Linked DNA regions of Homo sapiens: region 2 is linked to region 1. The links are chromatin loops, found by intact Hi-C in ENCODE. Cell type or tissue: PC-9. All regions are shown on one strand. Links, peaks and the distances in the headings refer to the core of each region. The heading gives the core; the rest is flanking DNA.

Region 1 (4,394 bases), core at 288-4,287:
ATGCCTTCCATTTTCCATGTCCCTGAGTCCAAGATGATTGCTGGAGCACCAGCCATCATGTCCTCATTGAAAGCAGAAGATAGTAAAGGCAGGCAAGTAAAAACTGGGCTCCTTCCAGCACCTTTTGAAGCAGCCTCCCCAGAAGTCCTGCAACACTTCTGCTTTAATCTCCTTGGCCAGATCTTGGTCACATGGTCATATCTCACTTACAGGAAGGCTGGGAAATGTAGTCTTTTTACTCTGATCTGCAATGTGTGAACTCCAAATTAGAGTTCTGTTACTAAGAGGAAAAGGTAGAATAGATACGGGAGTGGCCAACTAACAGATTATGCTCATCTGTGCACACCTACTCTTTCCTAAGGGTTGTGGTGTATTTGGCATCTACCATGTGCCAGCTGCTTTTCATGTATTATCTCATTTAATCCTAAGAGCTTTGCAAGGTGGATAATAATATCTCTATTTTGCAATGATGAAACTGAGGCTTTCAGAGATGAAGCCACCTGCCCAAGTTATCAGTCAGCAAATGGTTTAATTTAACATTCCACTTCGAAGCCAGGGCCACTTCTTGCCTTAGATGCTCTCACAGACCTGCTCTTTTCTTGCTGAGGCTGCAGGGTGTTGGTTTGAGCTTTCCAAGCCAAATTCCAGCTCCCACCCCTTTTGCCCAGCTCCCCTTCACTGTTACCAATATCTCTCCTATGATACTCTCTTCAAAAGGCTCTCGGAAAATACACTGTATTGACAAGATTAGTTTCTTATTGCTGGTGTGATAAATGACCACAAACTCAGTGGTCAGAATTGAATTGGAGAACACCCAGCAGGTGTCCGCAGCTCCGTGTCGGGGGGATAATCCCCACAGATTTGGTCACCAACATCTTCTGTGTTGATTGTTGTGGGGTGAGAGCAGAGGAAGAGCATGGTTGGAGAGAGTTTTCCCTGCACAGTCACGATGAGGGCTCAGAGGGACTGACAAGGAAGAAGATGGTTCTCCAGCTTGAAGAACTCAGAGAAACACGTTTAGTGGTTTATTCTAAAGGCTGTTACGAAGGCTACAGGTGAAGAGATGCATAGGGTGAGGTGTGGGGGAAGGGCTGTGGAGCTTCTATGCCCTTCCTGGATGCTCCACCCTCTAGGAACCTCCATGTGCTCAGCTATCTGGAAGCTCCCCAGAGAACCCTGTCCTCTTGGGGTTTTATGGAAGCTTCATGACATCAGCATTCCTTCCCCAAGGGTATAGGGCGGGTCCTGCTCTGGGGAGGGTCTCAAGACCTATAGTCAGAAAGGTGGGGAAGATTAGTCCTGCCTTCGGGAAGGGTAGTGGCTTAAAACAACACAAATTCATTCTTTCACAGTTCTGGAGACCAGCTTCACTGAGCAAAAGTCCAGGCATCTGCGTGGCTTCCTTCTGGAAGTTCTGGGGGAGAATCTGTTTTCTTTGACCCCTTCCTTGAATCCTTCCAACCTCTTGCTTCCATTATCACACTGCCTACTACCTCTCTGGGATCAGATCTCCCTCTGCCTCTCTCTTATAAAGACACTTGTGATCACAGTTAGGGCCTACCTGGATAGTCCAGGCCAACTTCTCAAGATCCTTAATCACATCTGCACAGGCCTTTTTGCCATATGAGGTAGGATTCACAGCTTGCAGGGATCAGGGTGTGGATATCTTTGGGGGCTACTATTCAGCCCCCAACAGGAGCCCTCTTGCTACTGTTCTTCCATTTCTTGTCCCCATCTTTTTTTTCCAAACACAGAATGTACATAGATTTCACTTCTGTCTGGGGTTTTTTTAAAAAGGCCAGAAACATGGTCTACAGGGCAAGGCGATGTGTTGGGAGGGTTTGTCTAATCAACTCCCAGTGGCCATAGCAACAGACATGAAAATATTCAAGTGGAAAGGGACTGGGGGTGGAGGGGAGGGTATGGAAGGATCCTGCCCTAGAGGGGCCTGTGTCACCTCAGTCAGGTGACTTAACCTGTGGAGTGATGTACGATGGAGAAGCATAATCAGTAGCTATGGTAGTTCCGTAGCGAGCTTTGCAAAGCTTCCCTGTAATTCTAGGGGATCAGATCTCTAGATGCCTTCTAATTCCTGCTCCTCCTATGGTCTTTCTCTAGGCTAATAGAGGTGTGTCTTTAGTGGAATACAAATGCCATATCTAGAAGAGTTTGATTTGTGGGGAGGAGGGAGAGTTAGGATCTGCTTATGGCCTAACCTCATTTTCCTCCCTTGTGTGGATTCCCTCATCCCCCCACACATCCCTTGGCTGGGCCAGCCCTGCTGGGATGAGAGTCTGTGGTGTTGTATGTTTTGCTTTTTATTTTATTTTGCAAATGCCTCACAGCATTCCCCTCTGTGTTTAATGTCCCACTGCCAAGTGCATGCAGTTGCCCGGCAACAAGAAGGAAGTCCCTGGGTGATTCACCCGGCTGTTGCCAATTAATTTGCGAGCTGCATGCATCTCCCAGGGGAAAAGGGCTCTCTCCGAGACAGCTCAGAGGGCCACTAACCAGGTGGAGAAACGAAACCAGAGGAAGGTCAGCAAAACTTTGGGTTTGTGTGGGGTGTTTTCAGGTCCAAATGAAAGGGTGTGTCCAGAGGGCCCTGGCAACACCTGTGGCAAAGACTCCTGGCTTCCTTCTTGGCCACCAATCAGAGAGCTGCCTGGAGCACACAAGCACTTCTGTGTCTGCACATTGGTTGCCTTTTTGATTTTTCATCCTTTTATTTTTTAGTTGACTCTAAAATGCAGACTCTCCTGTCCCAGTTCATCTGCAGAGAAATGTCTTGAACCGTTTTTCTTCTTGTCAGTCCCTCTGGGCTCTCATTGTAACTGTGTAGGGAAAACTCTCTCCAACCGTGCTTTTCCTCTGCCCTCACACTACAACAGTCAACACGGAAGACATTGGTGACCGAATGTGTGCAGGTTTCTCCCTGACACCAATTCAACTCTGATACCATCTACCTGGAGATAGCATCAGATCCCATGGGTTGAGGACTCAGTACCCAAGACTGCCCCCTCCTCCCCAGACACCAGTGGCCAGTCCAGGCCTCTGGAACTTCTCACCGACCAGCTTTAAGTTGGGGTTCCCATGACTCCCCTCTTTGGGTTCAATTAATTTCCTGGAGCAGCTCACAGAACTCAGGGAAACACATTTAGTGGTTTATTCTAAAGGCTGTTACAAAGGATACAGGTGAAGAGATGCATAGGGTGAGGTGTGGGGGAAGGGGCACTGGGCTTCCCTGTCCTCCCTGGATGCTCCACCCTCCAGGAACTTCCATGTGCCCAGCTATCTGGAAGCTCCCTGAAGAACCCTGACTTCTTGGGGTTTCATGGAAGCTTCATGACGTCAGCATTCCTTCCCCAAGGTATAGGGCAGATTCCTCTCTGGGGAGGGTCTCATGAGTCAGAAAGGTGGGGAAGATTAGAGTCCTGTCTTGGAGCAGGTGTAAGGAGGGCAGGAGAGGGATTCTGTTTCCTGAGGCCCAACATTATAGCAAAAGACTGTAACAAGGGCTATGGGAGTTATGAGCTAGGAACTTAGGACGAAAACCTGTGTGTGTGTGTGTGTGTGTGTGTGTGTGTGTGTGTGTGTGTGTGTTTATCAAATAACACCACAGTGTCATTATCTCATCTCTGGCCACTGGTGCCCTTCTCTCTGGGTTTCCTGGCCACTGCACACATCCCCACCAAGGCCTCAGCTAGAGCCCTCATGAAGGAGAATTCCTTTGCACCAGGTTGAGTGGGGCCCCCAGGTCTTTTGAGGGACAGAAGGGGGCCTGTTGGTTTCCAAATGCCCCCAGAATCCATCGTGCATTTCCCTCAAGGCCTTGCTGTCCTCTGGCCCCATACTTGCCTAAGGAAACCTTTGATCCATGTTATGTCTCCATTATGGCCTGTGAGGGTGGGGTTTGCCTGTCTGGCTGATTCCTGTATCCACAGCATCTAATCCAATATGGTACTTGTGAATGCATGGATTTGTGGTTGCCCAGGTATTCCTTGTGGATTGATAGTGATTGCTAGAATCAGAGACCCAGAGGGCAGCCTCTTTCATAAGGCCTATGTTATCTGTATCTGTGAATAGGCCTGATATGGTTTGGCTTTGTATCCCCACCCAAATCTCATCTTGAATTGTAATCCCCATAATCCCCAGGCGTGGAGGGAGGAATCTGGTGGGAGGTGATTGGATCATGGGGGCGGGTTCCCCCATGCTGTTCTCATGATAGTGAGTGAGTTCTTACAAGATCTGATGATTTTACAAGTGTCTGGCATTTCCCCTGCTTGCTCTTCTCTCTCCTACCGCCATGTGAGAAAGGTCCTTGCCTCCTCTTTGCCTTCCGTCACGATTGTAAGTTTCCTGAGGCCTCCCCAGCCATGTGGAACTGAGAGTCA
Region 2 (4,394 bases), core at 234-4,233, 130 kb after region 1:
CTTCCCTGGTTTTGAAGGTTTCCAACTTGGACTGAGCCACTACTGGCTTTTCTCTTCCCCAGCTTTCATATGGCCTATCATGGGACTTTACCTTGTGATCATGTGGGCCAATTCTCCCTAATAAACTCCCTTTTATATAGACATAGATCCTATTAGTTCTGTCCCTCTGGAGAACCCTGACTAATACATTTGGTTTAAATCAACAAATGTTTATGGAGTACCTATCATGGGCCAAGTGCTGTACTTGTTTTTCCCTCAAGATTCTCAAGAAGTGACAGCAGCATCTGTCTTATCCCTGGTACTTAAATAAGACATCTCCCGTTGTCCTGGGAAGATCAAGCCATTGAGCATTTATGTGTCTCTGCCCTAGAGAGTTCCTAAGGCCAATCTTGAATTCTCCCCTCTCCTAGACTTTCAGAAGGATCAGTTTAGGAGGCAGGGCACTGCAGAGCTATAGGCCTCCTACCTGGACACCCTGTGTTGTCTGTTCAAGCAAGGAGGCTCCCCTCTAAGCCTGCAGGCTCCTTGCTGTCTGACCCCAGCCATCTACCCTTGCTTCAAATTACAAGTAGGACTAGAAGCCAAGAGCCAGCCCAATGCATCACGGTTCTCACTAAGGAGACAAACCAAGCTGCCAGCCAGCAGGGCTTGGCTACAAAAGCTCAGGATGCAGCAAGCTTATCCAGAGAAGGTGATTTTGTTTCTAAATGCAGCTTCTCTCTCTGCAGAACCTACACATTTCTTCCAATTGCTTTTCTGTTTAAAGATGAGCAGTCTTGTTGGGGGTGCCATCGGGCTGTGTGTGTGTGTGTGTGTGTGTGATGGGGCATGCAATTGCATAGTAATTTAACTGACTTCATTTAAGATAAGGGCATGCCATTGGTTCAGTCCCCGTTAGGTTCTAATTAACCTGGCTCTATTCTGGAGCCACAGAAGACACTGCTGATCCAAGAAGACGCTCTTACAAATGAACCTTCATGGTCCAAAATCTTCATGGTCCACGGGGAGGCAGGATGTATAAGAGGTGCATTTGCAACCTTTACTCAAAAAATACGTGAACAGCTTCCCTCCTCACCCTGCCCCCACCATCCTCCCACACAAAGGACACACACTCGGCTTATAATTTGGTTTGTCAGCTACTTGATAAAAATTCTAGTAATGGGCAGCGGAGTGACTCCTTGGAGAGGGCCCTGCTAGTTCTTAATCTCAGCAGAGGTGGATAGATCTGGGGACCTGGGAGAAGCTAGGCTCTTGGAGATGCAGCCTTTGCTATTGGTTATTTTGTTGATGTGGATATACTTTGGAATCCGGAAACTCTGAAAGGAAAGAGTTGTTGATTCCCTGATATTGCATTCATTCATTCATCACACATCCATTGAGCCCCTCCTGGTCGGGACAGGCACAGTGCTTCCCGTGAGAAGTATGTTAGTTTCATAGGCAACCCTGGGAGGGTCCACGGTCATTTCTGTAGAAAAGCCTTGGACTGGGAATCAAGAGACTGAATCTGTCCTGAGTCTTTTGCTCATTTGTTGGGTGACCTTGCGCAAGTCACTTCCCATCCCCGGGATTTCAGGTTCTCGCCTGAGCTTCCCTCCAGCTCTGACGCTCTGCATTTCAGCTTCATAAAGCAGGGAGGACCCAGAAGCATGTGCCCGGACAAGCCTCCCTCTTCCCTCTGCTCCTGGCTAACTCAGAGGGCCAGGCTGGGTGTGGCTAGCTCTTACTTTCCCCTCAGGCTTCTCCTCAAGGTTTTCCCTCTTCTTTATCCTCGCTCCCCACAAAAGTAAGGGAGAGATGAACAGAGGAATATGGATACAGAGAGAAGAATAACCAAAAACCAAAAAAAAATCCTCAAGATTTCCTGTAGCCAGCAAGGAATATCAGGTTTCAACCTGAACAAAAACGTGCTGTTGCACTGCCTGGCTATTGCCTGACTTTGGAACCCAAATGGGTGTTCTCTGTCAAGTCAGAGATTGTGGTTCAGAGTGAAGACTGACTTATATACACATTGCCATGGCAACGTTTAGGTAAACTGGCTCAGAGGCCTGAGGATGGATATTATGGGATCGCTTCCTTTCTTCTTTTTTTTTCTTTCCTCTCAACACTAGCCTAAGGTAAAGAACAGCTGAGCTGGGTTAAGTGATTCCTTTTTGGAGATTTCTTACCTTTGTACATATTTGGCTCTGAATTCATCAGTGAAAACTCAGGGAGGTGTCAGCTGAAGGCATGCTGGGGTCCTTGAGTTTTATTGATAACTACATGATGTCATTGATAATTCATGTTGAATGTGACTGATTATGTTGCTAAGGGGAGAAGGGAGCTACGTGTGTGTGTGTGTGTGTGTGTGTGTGTGTGTGTGTGTGTAAACTGGATGGGGGATGCTGGTTGTGACTTTAACTTGAATGTCTACCTTCTCCATTCAGATTTCATCTGCCCGTCCCAGATTCTCTTGATAATTGTCGTATCCAGTGACACCCAAGTTTTCTTTTGTTTGCTTGCCTGAATTTGAATCATTGTCTACCTAGTGCCTGATAGTCACACACCAAGTAGGGCCTTGAAAAACTAAAATAAGCTTCCTCCAGGGAGACCCAGAGCAGATGCAGAAGACATCCTTGCCTCTTATCTCCTCTGGGGGTTGATGCTGGAGACCTTCAAAAGCCTATATAGAGAGCAATGGAGGTCTTGGATTCTCCTGGCTATTTTATTGTATTGCTTTTCTAACTTGGACTTCTAGGCTGCACACTTGAGGCATCAAACTTACCTACATGCAGAAAGATTGGCCCAGTGAATACCCATACAGGGATTTCTGGAGCTCTCCTAAAGAAGGACAGGCAGCCTTTAAGCAGGATCAGAATCTCACTTGTCAGAGTTCTGTGAGCCACACCAAGATGGGAATTAGGAAGGGAATCCAGAAGGTAACGCTGGTGGAATCTGATGGAGTCAGTTCTCCACTAGTCAAGTTCTCCACTCTGCACTTCTTCACAGTCTCTCTGGACTAGTAATACGTTTGTGAAATATAAACTTTTTTTTTTTTTTTTTTTTCAGACAGGGTCTCGCTCTGTCACCTAGGCTGGAGTGCAGTGGCATGATCTTGGCTCACTGCAACTTCAACTTCCCAGGCTCAAGGGATCCTCCTACCTCAACCTCTTGAGTTCCTGGGACCACAGGCATGCACCACCATGCTCTGCTAATTTTTTGTATTTTTGGTAGAGATGGGGTTTTGCCATGTTGCCCAGGTTGGTCTAGAACTGAGCTCAAGAGATCTGCCTGCCTTGGCCTCCTGAAGTGCTAGGATTAGAGGCATGAGCCACCACGCCCGGCCTGAAATATAAACTTAATTCTCTTATTGAGTATAATCAAGACAGGGTATTCTTTTCCAAAGATAAAACGCCAGAAAAGTTACAACTTCTGTAGATGTGTGTCTTACATTTACAATAGACAGGTGCCAGAAATCCATGTGTATAGGAAAAGTTTGAAGTTGGTGAATTTTAATTATATTTGGTGAAATTGTCAAAGGAAATTCTTGATGATTTCTCTGTAAAGTGCTCTATTTCTTCAAATGTTTCTGTTACTGAGATTTTTCTGCCTTTGGTTGGCTTGGAATTGAGTGTCCCCATAGCTTAGAACAAACAAAAAGTGAACTGGGCCTAGGGAAAAATCTGAGTAAGCAAAAAAGATCTTTGGCCTCAATCTCTTCTTTTGAGATTTACTTAGCATATTTGGGATATGTGGATACCCTTTCTCCTGGTCTTTAAAATTGCTTAGGTCATATTTTTTCTTTAGAAATAAAATGCTTTTGTCAGGAATTCTTCATTTTTCTTTCTTTTTTTTTTTTTTGGAGACAGCATCTTGAGGGCAGTGCCACCATCGGAGCTCACTGCAGCCTTGAACTCCCAGGCTCAAGCAATCCTTCCCACCTCAGCCTCCTGAGTAGCTGAGACGACAGGAGTGCGCCACTATGCCTGACTATTTATTTATTTATTTTTATAGAGATGGAGTCTCACTATTTTGCCCAGGCTGTTCTTGAACTCCTGGGCTCAAGTGATCTTCCCACCTCGGCCTCCCAAAGTGCTGGGATTATAGGCATGAGCCACCACGCCTGGCCTATTTTTCATATTTTGGAAGCATCTATGGCGCAGAGACAGCTAAGAAACAAAGAGTTTCTATAATTACCTTTAAAAAGCATTTTGACCCCTATTTTTTGAGACACTCGACTTCTTTGCCAGCTCTGATAATAAACCCCGTTTTTGACATTCAGGGAGCAACTCAACAGGAAGAGGAAGCAGGAACTAACCAGAAGAAGACTGTGGGGATACTGAATGCAGAGGGAATAAATCCATTGTAGGTGGCCCAGGACCTTCTGACTCCAGGTTTGAGTCAACATGGAACTCCCA

What was found. Hi-C counts contacts between places; a loop is a spot of excess contacts. Peaks named below come from ENCODE experiments on the same cell type or tissue, not always from the same donor. Only the 100,000 strongest peaks of a DNase experiment are listed, where the experiment ranks them.
Region 2: it touches region 1 in a loop (5-fold over the local background); 4 of 110 quality-filtered maps call a loop at or near these places.

Annotation. Positions count from the first base shown.
Region 1 is chr17:72,405,645-72,410,038 of GRCh38, reverse strand. The region is part of intron 3 of LINC00673 (long intergenic non-protein coding RNA 673); the gene reads left to right. Among named protein-coding and RNA genes, the nearest start is that of LINC02003, 65 kb to the right of the region's middle. In PC-9, for the core only: no CTCF peak of the experiment used is centred there; DNase peaks (open chromatin) are centred at 1,828, 2,428 and 3,368; H3K4me3 peaks cover 766 bases; H3K27ac peaks cover 4,000 bases.
Region 2 is chr17:72,271,088-72,275,481 of GRCh38, reverse strand. No RefSeq gene overlaps it. Among named protein-coding and RNA genes, the nearest start is that of LINC02003, 70 kb to the left of the region's middle. In PC-9, for the core only: no CTCF peak of the experiment used is centred there; a DNase peak (open chromatin) is centred at 1,991.